2 separate regions of the Homo sapiens genome follow, and region 1 is linked to region 2. The links are chromatin contacts, found by Hi-C or POLR2A ChIA-PET in ENCODE. All regions are on one chromosome and are shown on one strand. The core of a region is the stretch at or near the end of the contact, and the rest is flanking DNA. Distances in the headings are between cores, read along the strand shown.

The links. Hi-C counts contacts between places; a loop is a spot of excess contacts on that map. ChIA-PET counts read pairs that join two places held with the same protein, here RNA polymerase II (POLR2A). Pooled maps may share reads with other maps.
Region 1: POLR2A ChIA-PET joins it to region 2 with 12 read pairs in PC-9. The contact joins two enhancer-like sites. A Hi-C loop is called at or near these places in 4 of 37 single-sample maps with no recorded cell type and 4 of 50 pooled maps. POLR2A ChIA-PET finds 5 or more read pairs at or near these places in 5 of 52 experiments (H1, HepG2, PC-9 and 2 more).

Annotation. Positions count from the first base shown.
Region 1 is chr17:79,940,426-79,944,252 of GRCh38, forward strand. TBC1D16 (TBC1 domain family member 16) reads right to left here. Exons shown (of 12, transcript NM_019020.4): 11 at 1,635-1,781; 12 at 1-682. The coding sequence ends at 434. Among named protein-coding and RNA genes, the nearest start is that of LINC01979, 16 kb to the left of the region's middle. RefSeq lists enhancers at 2,473-2,752, 2,885-3,610, 3,611-3,827. Within about 2 kb of position 2,491, at least 5 of the 41 ENCODE cell types and tissues checked have a DNase peak (open chromatin) inside an H3K27ac peak, as active enhancers do.
Region 2 is chr17:79,791,926-79,796,016 of GRCh38, forward strand. CBX8 (chromobox 8) reads right to left here. Exons shown (of 5, transcript NM_020649.3): 5 at 207-3,633. The coding sequence ends at 2,710. Among named protein-coding and RNA genes, the nearest start is that of CBX8, 3.1 kb to the right of the region's middle. RefSeq lists enhancers at 1,421-2,135, 3,197-3,937. Within about 2 kb of position 1,791, at least 4 of the 41 ENCODE cell types and tissues checked have a DNase peak (open chromatin) inside an H3K27ac peak, as active enhancers do.

The sequences.
Region 1 (3,827 bases), core at 1,241-3,740, 150 kb after region 2:
GGACCCCGCTGTGTTCTGCAGCCCTCGACGCAGTGGGTGAGTGAGGCCTTCCTCTCCTGTCTCTGCTTTCCTCATTGCCTGGCGACGCTGTCTGGCTGCCCTCGAGGGTGGAGCAAATCCTGGGACATGTTGAAATCCTCCAGGGCAGCCAGCAGGAGAGCCCAGCCAGCCTGCGTCTCAGGTGCGGTGGCTGCGCGTTCCACTGCAGCGTTTCAGGAGCTGACTTTCCTCTGGGTGGCTGTAGATCTGACTTCTGTCACTTCCAGACTCTAATTTTGTCATTAATATGAAAAGGTTCCTCTCATGTTGCCCAAAAGCATTTTCCTTAGGTTTCTACCGTCCCCTGTCCCCTTCACGCCCAGCCCCACCCCCTCCCGTGCCCAGGGCCTCTGAGGAGGTCCCCTCAACCCCTGTCCGGTGTCGGGGGCCCGACCTATCTGCGGAAGCCGAAGCCGTCCTGCGGCGTCTTTGGGCCCTTCTTGCCTTCCCTCAGGGACTTGGGGGAAGGCATCTCCACCGTGCCCCCGTAGGGACAGCTCTCCGAGCCGGGATGGTGGCCGGTGCACTCCACCGCGGGCATGGAGCCGCTGTCCCACATGCCTGACCCGCACAGCTTACACAGATCGTGCAGGCTGCAGGGGATCCGGGGCAGGAGGCGGAACTGGTACAGCAAACTCCTCGCCTGCAGACAGAGGACGGGGGGTGAGGAGGGGCCGGGGGACAGCCTGGCAGCCTAGGGTCCCCATGGGAGTGGCCAAAGACAGCAACAGCAGCAACAACGGCCTGCACCTCGGGGGCTCACCGAGTCCTGGACTGAGGGCTCTGCCTGCATCTCCCACCATCACCGGCACCACGGGGCCCTGGGTCTTAGGTGGCTGCAGTGATGGGACCCACAAGGCACTCGGGCTGTGCTCACAGGTGGCTCGAGGTGAACAAGGCCCTTGAATGGGCTTCATTCAGGAGGGTGAACAGGACCAACACCAGCACAGGGCCGGGTGGCGTCCAGCCAAGCCCACCTGTCCCTTTGGCAGCACCCCTCTCTTCTTCCCCCGCACCTTGCTCCACCCCCCACCCCCAGCAGCCTCTCAGCTCCTGCAGGATCTGTGTCCTGTGCCAGAGGACACCACCGACCTCGGGACCCCCGCTCAGTGCCCTGAGGACCACCAGAGAGCTAACGGGCAGCATCTCCAGGAGGCGTCTGGGAAGTGGGGGAGGGGGCCAAAGCCCAAGGTCCCCAGTATTCTGGCCACCCTGTCCCCAGGTCCAGCCTCCTTCTCAGTGTTCCCAGTTCTGGGTTGTAAGCGAGGTACCCCAGGGTAGGGAACCTGTCCTGTCCGTCAGCCCCGGTGAATTCGTTCCCTCCTCAGCCAGCGAGGGAGGCTCCTGTGTCAGGGCTGGCACCCCAGGAAAGTGAGGTGACACAGCCAGGCCGAGACAGGTGCTGACCACGAGGCCTTAGTGGGGAGCCCCCAGTGCTATGGGTGGGGGAGGGCACGTGCTGGGGGGCCATGGTGGGGATGGGGCTCTGGGGGCGGGGCCCACATCTGGGGCAGCCTCACCTTTCTGAGAACGAGCTGGTGGGGTGGGGCTTTGGGGGCGGGGCGGGGTGGGGCCCACATCTGGGGCAGCCTCACCTTCCGGAGAACGAGCTCCCCGTTCATGTGCATGGCCAGGTTTCCGAAGTGCAGGAGCATCTGGTCCGTGGCCAGCTGCTGCTCGATGACGTCATCCCCGTAGATGGCCACGATGGCCACGCAGATGAAAAGGTGGAAGTAGTCCGTCTGTGGAGGCGGGTAGAGTTCAGACACGGGCTCTGACCGAGCCCCAGGCCCTGCACTCAGGGGGAAACTGAGTGCCAGGGTGCGAGTGAGGGCTCCAGGGCGAGGGGTCTGGGCTCACAGCCCAGCTCGGGGGCCGTGTGGCCCTGGGCAAGCTGCACCGCCTCTTCGGCCCTAAGTTTCCCCACCTGCACATGGGGTCTGTCCCAGTACCCGCATGCCCAGGCTGCTGTGACATCCAGAGGGGACGATGCTGAGCTCAGCCCCCACGGGCTGCTGCTGCTCTCCTGGGTGGTGATGTGGGTGGTCTCCATGACAGGGTGGGGGTGGGGGGGTACAAAGAGCACCCTTCCTCAGAAGGCCTGGCCTGTGCTCATGGGGAGGACTCATTTGTAATGGTCCTGAGCAACGGTGTGTGCGGAAGTCTGGGTCAGAACTCACTCCAGCGGGTCATGGAATGCGCCTCTGGCAGCCACCCACGGGTCAGCCTGTCCTCCTGGCTCCAGGCCACACCCCCCAATCATGCCCCAGAGATGACTCTAGGGTTTGTGGCTAGAAAAGTGGGAAGATCCTAACAGAGCGGGCACAGCAGCTCACCCACAGGGTGGCTGAAATGATCGCCCTGTCCTTGAGCCTCTTTTCGGGCATACTTTGAGGACTCCGCAGCCCTCCCTTTAAAGACCGCCTCACGGGGCCTGCCAGCAACGCGCTGTGTGCAGCAGGAAGCCCACGCCAGGTCCTGACGGCTGCATCCTGTGTGCTCTCCGGCCTGGCCGCCTCAAGACACGCCACCTTTGATGCACACGCGCTTCCGGAGGCACAGGAAGGACGGGGGCACTGGGAAGTCCATGTTTAGTCTCCTGACGTCGACCACACAAACCAGACGGAACGGTGTCCCCGGCCCAGGCTGAGCGGAGCACACCATGAGGGCAGAGGCTACAGGTGACTCCCACGCCCCAGCCTGCTCCTGGAGAGACCATGCACCAGGCTGCCCGGCTGCTTCCTCTGAACTAATCTGGGACGGTCTTGTTTTGGCTCTGACGGATCCTTTTGCAGTGATTTGAACTGTGGCTGGTGCGAGACACAGCGGAGGGGTTGCAGGAAGGTGGACGCCCAGCTTCTCTGGGAGAGGAATGTGGGGAGGGAGAGGGAGGGCACGATCTCCACAGCCTGCACAGCATAGGCAGATTTCAGTTCCCAGGACAGGCAGGGCGTAGGGCCGTCCAGCCCCACCACATGCTGACAGCGGACGGATAGCATCAAAAGCCTTTCTCGCTCAGGGGTCACTGAACAGTTAAAGGCCTCACCTGGCAGCAACCTTCCCATTCCACAGAGCTCACTCTCAGCTCATCAGCAGCCCACCCCCACCCCCACCCCGTAATACTACCAAATTGATCGAGGGATGGGACCGACCGTGGCTAAATCAAGCCCACAGTCTGAAAACAACAGAAACTTGCTTTGTGGACTTCCAACACAATGGCAGCCAACAGAGATCCCACGTCACGTGGGCCTCCCGCTGGAATTCTGACTAGATCTCATTACACTTGGGACACAGTAGGTGTCCATGGGAAAGGGACCCATCTGCCGGGCCACGCGCTGAGTTCACGGGTAACATCAGCCTGAACGTAAAGGAATGAGGGCGGCAAATCTGCCACTGGGAAAACGTGCAATGAGGCACGATTTTTTTTAATTCGGGAGTGGTGGGAATGAAGCCTCTCAGACCGTCCATGCCGTGCTTCCCTTCGTTAATGCAGATCGTCCACCCTGCACGTCCACGTCCAGCAGGCTGAGCCAGGAGGGAAACCTAGACCCGGGCCAGGGGCGAGCCGATGACCGCATGCAAAGGCGGCGTGTGGTACCGGCACTCGGTGGCTTCAGACTCGCTTTCATCAGACATCAGCCCCCTGCGGTGTGAGTGAGGACAGGAGACGCTGACGCAAATGTCTTCCAGCAGATGGGTGTTTGCCTCCATCTTCAGGGTTCTCTGACGGAGGCTGCTGGAGCTGCCGTGGTGGATAGAGCCAGCTCCTGCAAAAGGGTCCAGCCCTC
Region 2 (4,091 bases), core at 541-3,040:
GCCTCCCACGCCCACCTCTATCCCAGCCAGGTGGGTTCCCCAGTTGGGGAAGGGCCTTTGCAGGAACGGTGCCCCCGCGATGGGGGCGAGGATGGGGGCGGGAGGACGGGATGAGTACTGAGAGAAGAGGGACGGATCCTCTCCTCCCGGGATGCCTCTTCCCTTTGCTCAGGGAAGGAAAAAGAAGAATAAAACCAAGACATGTCTCTATTTACAAAGTATATATTTAAACACGTAAAAAGCGGTATTGGATACAGACATTCACGACCGCAGAAGATAGGTACCGAAGCTTCACTCTTGAGCTGAGGCGGAGATCGATTGGAGATTTGTACAAATCTTAGAATTAAATAAACCCAACAGCGCACACACCCTGCGCGGTTGCAGACTCCCAGCCACGTGGCCCCCGGCCCCTGCCCACCCACCCCCCAGGTCAGCGTCGCAAGAGCGAGAGAAGGAGACACATACACACACGGCCACGGACAAACAGCAGGACGGAGGGGCGGCAGGGACAGAGCTGGCTGGAAAGAAGGTCCAAGGGAAGGGGCAAAGTCAGCCCCCAGGAAGGGAGGGAGGTGGGAGTAAAGGACAGGCGGGAGAGAAGGGAAGGCGGCGGCCAGGTGAAGACGCGTATCCCCCAGTCCCGTCCACTAGGTAACAGACATGCCCCTTCAGTGAAGTTTCATCTGAAAATAGCATCGACATTTAAATAGATACACTCGGTCAACGGCGCTTCTTTATACAAAGTCTAAAATACCAGTTTTACAAATGTGAGTAGATAAAAATCCCCATTCCAGGGGCTTCTCTTTATAGGCGCAATTTGATATTCAAAAACAAACACAATCATGTAGTACACCGTTTCCCTCCTTTTCTCTCTTTAAAGGCAAGAAAGTCTGGAGGAGAGGCTGAGAAGCCGGGAGTGCGGAGGACGAGGCTGGGGTTCCCTCCCAGCACCCCCCACCCCACGCGAAGCTCCCCCACCCCCGACTCCCCGCCTCGCTCCCCCCGAGTCTGTGCTTCCTCTGGCGTGCAGGGCCCCCGCGCCCCTCCCTCAACAAGCAATGGGAAGTTAGATCTTCGCTGGCCCTTTAAGGGCGGGGAGGGCAGGGAGGCTGCGGGATCCGTGCTCCAAGAGACGGGGGTGGAGTGGAGGGGACTGATTTGTGCTTTTGAGTCAAAAGAGGGGCGCGCATTCTGCGTCCTCGGAGCGCAGAGCGGTCAAGTCCGCCGGGCAGGGGCGTCCCAGGCCCCGCCGCCTCGCACGGCCTTCCCCGCCGCGGCCGTCCCCACTCCCAACTCCCGCTCCTCCCTCCCCCTTTGGCGGAGTTTGAATGTCGAGTTCAAATAGAGAACACTGCGAATCGAAAAGACCTATAAATTATAGCTTTTGCTTTTAAGAAGGACGGGGGAAAAAAAAGGAAAAAGCAAAAGTTCCGATGCGCATTCTTGGATGAAAACCCCGCCTCGCCCCTCCTTCCCGTGCCCGGCCGGAGCCGCGGGGGTGAGTCTAGCCCCAGCTCCGAGCTCCGAGCCGTGGTCCTCAGCCACACTCCAAGCCTGGCCGTGGAGAGGCCCTGGGTGCGAAGCCACTGCTCCTAGCAGCGCCCGCCGCCGCGCCTCCCTCCGTGGGTCCCGCAGGGTGGGCCTGTCTGGCCATGTGTCCACCACAGAGCTGGCGGCCCGCCCTCCCCAGGCAGGGAGGCTTGTCCAACTCTTCCTGGGAGGTGGGGGCCACCGTCTCTTCTCCTGGCAAAGCTAGAGGACGCGAAAAGGAAAAGTCCACCCCAACACTTTTCTTGCAAAACAACTGTCTCGAACTCTCAGCACTGACACGCAATCCTCCCAATTTATCCTGGCATTTCGGGAATGTAAACAGATTCGCTGGATTTCTTTTCTTTCTGCGGAGTAAGGAAAGGAACGAGGGAACGGGGAGATTTTATCCACATGACATACACACGATCTGCGTGTACCACACACACACCCCTCCCTAAAGTGCATTTCCTGGTGTGGTCCTGGGGAGAAACCTCCTGTCCCTGCCTGCTGGGGACGTTTTAACCTTCAACATCACACACGAAAAGCTTATTCAAGTTAATACTTTTTTCCCTAATAGACTTCTTTACCTTAAAAAAAAAAAAATAGAAAAAAGGAAAACAGACTGACCCCACCCCCCCTTTTTTCTGATTGGGGAGCCAACCTTTTGTTGGCCTGCCTGGCCAATGGGAAGAGAGAGCAAATCTGGGCCGGGCCTTGGTGCCAGGAGTCTGGCATTGGGCTGTGGGAGAAGGGAGGAGGGGTGAGGTGGGCAGGCCAAGCCCCTCCAGACACTCTCAGAAACCTGTACCCAGGGCCCAACTTCCCTAGAGCTCTGGGGCAAGGGGGCCCCTCCTGCCCCAGCTCATTCGGGCTGCCCCAACTAAAGCACAATGAGAGTCTCTCTCCTTTAAATAAAACAACTTCGAGTTGAAATATATATATTTAGATATTTTTCTTAAATAACATATTTACATCTAATAGAAAATATAACTCTAGAGATAATCTTTCCAACAAAAACTGAGGGGGAGGAAGGAGGGATGAAAGGGGCTGGTGGGGTGGGGGTGACATCAGGGACGGGACCAGCCAAAAGGCCACATCCCACCCAGAAATAAAAATCACTATGCCAAGCTCACGCTCACTCTCTCCCCTGCTCTCCTCCTGGACACACCCACCCAGCATTCATCTTTTCTCTTTAAAAAAGCCTTGGTCCGTGTTACTTTCCTTAATGGTGACGGTCAAAAAGTTTGAGGTCACGTCCGTGACCACCACCTTCTCCAGGTTAGTCAGGGAGGGGCTCCAGGACTCTTCCTCCGGGTCCCCCAGGATTCTGGCCACAGGGATCCTGGCGATGAGGGAGGGCCTTCCCCCCTGGGCCCCCATGTCCCGGTACAGGCCCCCCCCAGAGCTGGGGGGGCCTGAGCCATGTCGGACCCGGGTGCCATTGGGATCTAGGGCACCCTGGCCTTTGGCCTCCAGGAAGGCAGCCCTGTGCTTTATCACCCTGGCCGGGAAGGTGTCCACAGCCAGTTTGCCCGTGGCCTCAGCTGAGCTAGGGCTGGTCACACCACACTGCACCAGGTCCGAGTCCTGTCTTCGGGCCAGCTGGATCACACTGTGGCCGGCTGGAAACTTTCCTGCCCCGGAAGGGGTGTCGTCCAGCTTCCTGCCCTTGAGGTACTCTCCGAGGCCGGCGCTGGGTTCGCCTAAGGGCCTCTGTGAGGGGTCCGGGAGCTCCTTCCGGGGCTTGGGGCCTCGCTTCTTCGAGCTGTCCCCCGGTGAGCTGGGCTTGTCATCCACTCTGCTGGTACCCCGCTCTCGTTCCCTCTCACGTTCCCGCTCCCTCTCTCGCTCCCTCTCCCTTTCTCGATCCCGCTCCCGGTCCCTATCCCGGTCTCGGTCCCGGTCCCGAGGGGCCTCTGCGCGGCAGGTGCTGCTGGTGCTGGTGCTGCTCGCTGGCGGGGACAAACCCATGTTTCGAAGGCCCTCCCGGGCCCGGGAAGTGGAGGCCAGGTCCTGGGGCGAGCGGCCAGGGTAGGGGATCCGGATGCCCCTGGCTGAGTCACTTCGAAACTCGTAAGTTTTGGCCTTTGCCTTGGCCTGCGCCTGCAGGAGAGAAGATGGTCTCAAGAGTGGGGCAGGGCCCTGTCCACCCCCACAGGACTCCTCCTCTATCCCTGACCTCCTATCTTTACCCTATGATGCCTGGGAATTTCTACATGGATGCATGGATGGGTGGGTGGGTGGGTGGGTGGATGGCTGGATGAATGGGTGGGATGGCTGTTGGAGCTGAGAGGTAGAAGGATGAGAGAAGAGGTAGAAGATTTGGCTGGAAGTAGTCATTTGCAAAAAGTACACTTTTTGCATTTGATTATTGTGTCCATTTGGGAGGGGGAGCGTAAAGGAATTCTAGTGTGGCCAAGCCCGTCCCCCCAGACACAGTTGGTGCTGCTACTGACTTGGTGACATCTTGTCAGGGAACTCCCTCCTACATTACAAATAGGCAACATGTGTGGACACCCCATTGGCTCACAGCCCTCAGAGCCCCCTTCCCACAAATCACT